Regions from separate parts of the Homo sapiens genome. Here region 1 is linked to region 2. Evidence: chromatin contacts called from ENCODE Hi-C or POLR2A ChIA-PET data. All regions are on one chromosome and are shown on one strand. The core of a region is the stretch at or near the end of the contact, and the rest is flanking DNA. Distances in the headings are between cores, read along the strand shown.

Region 1 (3,464 bases), core at 723-3,222, 140 kb before region 2:
GGTAATGGTGACATGTCTGGAGTGAAATTGAAACGGATGTGCTCTACAAATATGTAGTGATTTATACAATATACAAGAATAAAACAAAATTAAGATAGCTAAGATGATGGAAGCAGTATTTCTTTGTAATGTCTATTTATGTCAGATGAAACCTCCAGAGAATTGTGCCATTATAATTGTTATCAAACAAATTTCTGCCTTGCTATTGTCTTGTCTAAAGTGTTTAAATTTTCTTGGGTAGTTCTGGAGCCTTGGAATTCAGGTGTTTTGAACAGTGCCCTGAGGTACAGAGAAGGAAGCCATGTCTTCAGTGTGTGATTGTACTCTTCCTGTTGTGTTCTTTATGGCAAGGGAAGAACCATCTCCCTATCTCTGGGAGCCTGTTCAGGACTTCTCATACCACAGGGGGAAGGTGGGGAGTGTGGGGGCAGTGACTGCTGCGCAGACAACAAAATCACCATAAGATTTATTCCCACGGCATCCTGGGCAGGATGAGAGCTCAAAAGACAAGAGGAAGGGTTGACTTGTTTTTCTAACGCAGTGGATCAAATATTTAAGGAGTTCTAGAATATTACATGAAAAATAGTAGCCTACACTGAGAACAATGGAAGTATTCTATGCAATTACATTGTCAATCTTTTTTTAACTTTAAAGCTATTATTTTGTATACTTTTACCATTGAATTTTTTAACAGTATTCTCAAGAAGCCCGTATAAACTCGATTCCTATACAGAGAGTTGTGTATCAGGTTCTCTGCCACCTGGAGAAGGTGTTTGATTGTTCAGTTCTGTCAGTCCTGTTCAGCAGGATTAACCTGAAGGAGTATCCCGATTTAATTGAGATTCATAAAAGCTTCAAAAAGGGTAATCAATTCTCTCCCCTGTCTTTTGGGGTCTAGGTCTGGTTTTCATTCTTTCACTTGGTCAGTCGCTCATTTAGCAAGTATTCATGAAATGCTCACATGCGGCCGGGCGCGGTGGCTCACACCTGTAATCCCAGCACTTTGGGAGGCCGAGGCGGGCGGATCACTTGAGGTCGGGAGCCTGACCAACATGGAGAAACTCCATCTCTACTAAAAATACAAAATTAGCCGGGCACGGTGGCACATGCCTGTAATCCCAGCTACTCGGGAGGCTGAGGCAGGAGAATCGCTTGAACCTGGGAGGCGGAGTTTGCAGTGAGCTGAGATCGCACCATTGCACTCCAGCCTGGGCAACAAAGAGTGAGACTCCTTTAAAAAAAAATAATAAAGAAATGCTTACATGTCCCAGGCCCTGTGCTAGGCGGTGTGAATATAACTAACCTGCGCCCTGGCCTCCTTTCGTTGGCAGTCTCTGAGGACCTTGGTCCAGGTGTCTCAGGACATTTCCCAGTGCTGCAATATTTGCTCCCTGATTGTAGACTTCAGAGAGTCCTCCCTTTGTTCCTTGGGTCTGGGCCACCCCTGGGGAAGTCTGTCTAGTTCCTCCACCATGTCCTCTCTCTTTGGGAGCCTCTCATCTTTCCAGACCCAATTTAGCCAAAACTCTGCTGTTTTCTAGCCCCACCTTTAAGGCTGTTGGGTTTCTCTTACCTAGAGGCATCTCTCTAGGATCTTAGCTCTTCTCCTCGGGAAATCCCTTTGTTTCTTCTGTAAGATTTGCACAGTTCACAGAGACATTCCACTTACAGAATTTGTATGGAGATAAGCTTTCACGCCTCTCTGATCATCTTGTTGGATGATTAATTATGGTTTACAATTTTTCTACTGCTCCATCATCCTTAAAACCTGAGAGGCTCATCATCTATAGGACTTCAGTGGTTTTGTGCTGTTATTTTCTTTCTTGGCTGCCTCAGAGGAAGAAACAAGCAACACCAAGTCACAAGCCACTGAGATTCAGAGTGACTGAAGGGCTAGGAGTTTCCCACTGAATTGTAAGAACACATGGTGCTTCGTTCATGTGGTCATGAGATGGAGTTCCTGGTCACTTGCTTGCAGGCCCTAATTAATTCTTTTCTTTGTTCAGTGCTCCCCTTTTCCCAGAAAAGGGATGGAAAAGAGACAACAAAAATGCCCAGCTTTCAACCAACCTGTAAACAAGGTAATAATGTCTGGACAAAAACTTTGTTTTCTGGTCTACTAAGAAGAAAAGGAGACAGGGAACCGAGGTCTGAGGGAAGACTGCACTGCTGGGGATGGTGGCAGAGCTGGTTGAGGGTCACTTTGTGTTGATTCCAAAGTGACCTGACTCCAGCTGGAATCCAAGAGCACTCTCAAGAGGTGGCAAAAACAGACTTTCCCCCCAGTAACCCGGAGGGTAGAATGAGGATCTGAGTGTGAATTACTAGTTTATAGGAGACCTTCAGTGAGAAGCGGTGAAGGGCTAAGAAGGATGTGCCTATGGCCAACAATGTCAAAGAAGATACTCTTGGTGATGCCAGAAGAAGGGGCCAATTTAAACGTGGACATGTTGTTCAGCAGCAGGAATATTCAAAGAGAAACTTAGTCATACAGAAAGACACAAAGAGGGAGTGACGCATATGCTGAGAAGAGGATGAGGGTATTTTGAGAGAGGGAGGAAGAAGGAGGGGAAATGAAAGACAGTCAAGGACAACAATAAAAATAACCGTATTATGAACAGCTCACTGTGATGGAATGCCTGCTCCGTGGCAGCTGTGGGTTTATTGCTCATGGCTGCCTTTGGAGATTAGTATTATTTATGTGCCCATTTTGCAGATTAGGAAACTGAAACCCAGAGGGACAATGTATGGGGTTGCGTAGGTCAGATGAGAAAAGATAAACCCAGAGCCTTTGTTGTTGTGTTTTTTGGGAGGGAAGGAGGTAAAATTCAGATGTTAACCATTTTAAAGTGTGGAATTCAGTGACACTTAGTATATTCACAATGTTGTACGACCTCCTGTCTCTAGTTTCAAAACGGGTTAATCATCCCAAATGGAAACCCTATGCCCATTAACCAATTATCTAATTTCCCTCTGCCCCTAATCCCTGGCAATCAGTAATCTACTTTCCGCCTCTACAAATTTGCCTACTCTGGACAGTTCATGAAAATGGAATCACACAATATGTGGCCTTCTGTGTCTGGGCTTCCTTCACTTAATAAGATGTTTCCAGGTTTTTGCCACGTGGTAACATGAATTAGTATCTCAAGTCCTTTTGATGGCTGAATAATATTCCATCATACATCTCTACCACATTTCGTTTATTCATTCATCAGTTAATGATGGGTTGTTTCTATCTTTCCGCTATTGTGACAGAAGTTACATTCTTCCTGTTACCCAGGGAATCTAATGGAAAAGATAGAAACAGAAACATGAAACAAAAATGGGGAAATACATGCAGAAAAAAAGATCCAGGGAAAAAAGAATACAAAGAGCTGGAAGAAGTGGAGGTGACCCAAACTCTGAGTCCTCATGGAAAGGCCAATGAGAAAGCATGAACAGATGTGGAGAGGGAGGGTGTTGTG
Region 2 (3,472 bases), core at 880-3,379:
TGCTGCGTGAAGGTGTTCGTGCTTCATTGATTCCTGTCCAATCTCTCTCTTACTTTCTCCTTTTGCCTTTTGTTTGTCTCTCTTCTTTGGTGAGACTCTGCAACTCTTCCCCTTTCTCTCTCAGTTTTTTGCTTCTAGCTTTCTTCCTCCAGGTCTTTGTCATCAGTATGTCAGTGTATCAGGCTCATCTGTATAACAGGCCCCCTCTGTGTCTATGTGATTTTCCCCTGCTTGTTAAACAGGTGTCTCCTTGTATTGTGCATTAGACTCTTCCTCTGCCACCAGCCAGGGCCCCTTGGCTCCTCCCCATTCATGCCAACCCAGTCAGTCTTACCTGTTGGCTCAGCCTTTTGAGCACATTGTTCATTTGTTTGTTGGCTTCCTAGCGAATCATCTTTGTCACTGGTTGTATCTTTTCTCTTTGCATTTATCTGTTCTGTTTCACAGGGGTGCTCTGAGAGTCCATTTTCAGGTGGGGTTGTACCTAAACCATGGTTTGATTCACAGGTATTTTATTTGCCCTCTGCTGCCTGTCACTCCCCTCCAACCACTACAGCACGGGCCACTGATGGACGTAAGGTCAAGGCACCAAGGCAACAGCCAGATTCAAGCAGATGCAGGCAGAAAATGGTGAAGCAGGCACATGGGTAAAACGACCAGGCTCAGCGGCAGCAGGAACCAGCAGCAAGTGTGATTAAGGGGTGTGGGAGGAAGAAACCCTCCTAGGCAACCTAGAGGATAAGGACTTGTTATTTAAATCCCAGAAATGGAAAAACTGTAGATGTAAAACCTGAAAATTCTGGACAATCATTAACACAAAGAGGCAACCCCACAGCACATTCCAGAAAGGGGCAAGAATAGCAGAGGCTCAAAGAGTAGTAAACAGGAACAAACCAGCATGAGATGGGGAACCCGAAGGTGGCCAAGTCAGGCTTCGAAAAGAGTTTTCACCAGTTCCTGGCAGGAAGAAATTAGAAGTTTATTTCAGAAATCGAGGTATGGATTTTGCCATTCTCCCCTAATCCCTTTTTGGTCTCTGTAACGTAGGAGTTAAAGACCCCTTCTAGGTCTCAATGCAAAGGCCACCTGGAGCTGGCAGATGCTACCTAATTACTGAAGTCAGACTCCAGCCTTGAGAGTAGGGGACTGGGTCAGCTGCACCCCTGGATGACAGGGGCCTTGGCCAGACAACTCTGCTGCGTGTCCTCTGTGAGACACTCTGGTAAGTGATGATGGCAGAGTGATCCTGCCTTTGTCCCCAGAGCTACCCTGCCCAGGGCCCTTAGCTCAGTTTCTTTGAAGTCCTGGTTGCCTCATGCCCACCCCCTTTCACACAACACCCTCCCTCTCCACATCTGTTCATGCTTTCTCATTGGCTTTTCCATGAGGACTCAGTGTCTGAGTAGCCTCTACTTCCTCCAGCTCTTGGTATTCTTTTTTTCTGGATCTTTTTGTCTGCAAATATTTCCTCATTTTTGTTTCATTTTTCTGTTTTTATTTTTTTAGATTGCCTGGATAGCACAGGGTTAGGAATGCAGGCTCTGGGGTAGAACATCTGGGTTTTTCCTTATTCATCTGACCCTATGTAAACTCCATTTGTGGTATCTCTGGATTTCAGTTACCTTATCTGCAAAATAGGCATATAAGTAATATTAATCTCCAATGGCTGTCATGAGCATTAAACCAACCGCCACAGAGTAGATGTTCAATCAAAGTGAGCTGTTAATGACAAGGTTATTTTTGTTGTCTTTTACCCCTTTTCACGGTTTCATTTCCCTTCCTTTGTCCTCTAGGTACTTACATCCTCTTCCCATGTGCATCACTTCCTTTCTGAGTCTCTCTACATGACCGCCTTTCTCTTTGAATATTCCTGCTCTTGAACAACATCCTCACATTTAAATTTGTCCCCTCTTCTGCCATCACCAAGTTTCTCCCGTGATATAAGAAATATACATTTCAGTCTTAATTCCCTGCTCCTGGCCAGAGCTCCTAAAACCCTAAAACATCTTAAGTCATAACAAGTGAAAAGAGCACTTTCTGTTATTCATAACAACCCCTTTTCGACCACACCTGGGTTTATGTTAATGAGGTAACTTTTGGAAAGCCCCTAAGGATTGGGGTGTGGTTGCCAGGGGAGCTGAACATGAGATTAGAGGGGTGGAACTTTCAGCTCCACCTCTTGACCTCCAGGGAGGGGAGAGGAGGGATGGAGGTTAACTTAATAATCAGGTGCCAATGATTTAATCAATCCAGGCTGTATAATGGAATGTCCATAAAGAACCCTAAGTGACTGGGTTCAGAAATCTTCTGGGTTGGCAAACACATGGAAGTGCCAGGAGAGTCGTGTCCCAGAGAGGGCAGAAGCTCTGTGCCCTTCCCCACGCTTTGCCCTATGCATTTCTTCCACTTGGCTCTTCTTGAGTTGTATCCTTTATAATAAATGTCAAATATAAGTCAACATTTCCATGAGATCTGTGTGATCTACTAGGAAAGTATGAAAGCCAATGAAGGGCTTGCGGGAACCTCCAATTTACAGGCACAGGCCACAACCTGAGACTTGCAACTGGCATCTGAAGTGGGGGGCATTCTTATGGGAATGAGCCCTTAACCTGCGGAGTCCGTGCCAAGTCTGGGCAATTAGTGCCAGAATTCAATTAAATTATAAGATATCAGATGGTATCTACAGAGAATTGGAGAACTGACTGATGTGGGGAGATCACCGACATGTTTGGTGTCAGAAGTGTTGTGAATATGACAGTACAGGTAAAACAGGAGCCTTTCTTTCCCCAGGGGTCTCCTCTTTGATGTTGACCACGGGCCACGGGCTGTGGTTCTTAACCCTTTGCAACTTCACACTGATCCCCTACAGGGACCTTTCTAAATTACAATTACTTCTAGGTAGTCGGCATCTGTAAATCTGGCCTACTGACACGCTTGGTTCTGATTCCCTCATGGTTATTGAGCCAACTATGCCTTGTCATGGCCACTTCTCCAGGACCCTGCACCTGGTTAGAAGCTCATATAACTCTCTCCTTGACTTCTCCATAGTCCTTCCATATGTCTTCCCTGATTCACAATCTCCACTCAGAACCTTGGATCCCTAACCTCTCTTAGAAAAAAGCTTTTATTCTGTCATTTTTACCTTGTTCAAGACTTAGTTGGAGGCCAGACCTCTCCTCCCTCTCTTCTTCTTCACTTTCTTGGAGAGGCAATTTGTCATGGATTACTGAAGAGTGGGAGAGAGAAGAAGCAATTAGAGATCTACAGGGACCAGGGACAATGTCTGGAAATCATGCTTTTAGGAATTTCCAGCCCTTGGGTGACTCAGAGCTCAGAGGGTTCCACATGACCTAAAGTTCTCCCGTCATCCCCTGGGACAGAGAAGAGAAGACCCCAACAGTGAAGGCTTTATTGTCCTACACAAAAAGGAGACATTCAAGATTTAAGGATAAAGGAGTAATGGAAACATTGT

The links. Hi-C counts contacts between places; a loop is a spot of excess contacts on that map. ChIA-PET counts read pairs that join two places held with the same protein, here RNA polymerase II (POLR2A). Pooled maps may share reads with other maps.
Region 1: a map of GM12878 shows a loop between it and region 2 (2.7-fold over the local background). The contact joins two enhancer-like sites. A Hi-C loop is called at or near these places in 2 of 168 maps with a recorded cell type or tissue (both GM12878), 12 of 37 single-sample maps with no recorded cell type and 12 of 50 pooled maps. POLR2A ChIA-PET finds 5 or more read pairs at or near these places in 2 of 52 experiments (OCI-LY7 and activated B cell).

What each region holds. Positions count from the first base shown.
Region 1 is chr2:230,582,204-230,585,667 of GRCh38, reverse strand. The region is part of intron 1 of LOC112268431 (a long non-coding RNA gene); the gene reads left to right. Among named protein-coding and RNA genes, the nearest start is that of LINC01907, 120 kb to the left of the region's middle. RefSeq lists enhancers at 1,315-1,454, 2,575-2,794. Within about 2 kb of position 1,972, at least 2 of the 41 ENCODE cell types and tissues checked have a DNase peak (open chromatin) inside an H3K27ac peak, as active enhancers do; they include GM12878, where a contact is called at or near this core.
Region 2 is chr2:230,446,573-230,450,044 of GRCh38, reverse strand. SP100 (SP100 nuclear antigen) reads right to left here. Exons shown (of 29, transcript NM_001080391.2): 5 at 3,143-3,226; 6 at 895-957; 7 at 335-484. All of the region lies in intron 3 of LOC101928816 (a long non-coding RNA gene), which reads left to right. Among named protein-coding and RNA genes, the nearest start is that of SP100, 32 kb to the right of the region's middle. RefSeq lists an enhancer at 1,836-2,105. Within about 2 kb of position 2,129, at least 7 of the 41 ENCODE cell types and tissues checked have a DNase peak (open chromatin) inside an H3K27ac peak, as active enhancers do; they include GM12878, where a contact is called at or near this core.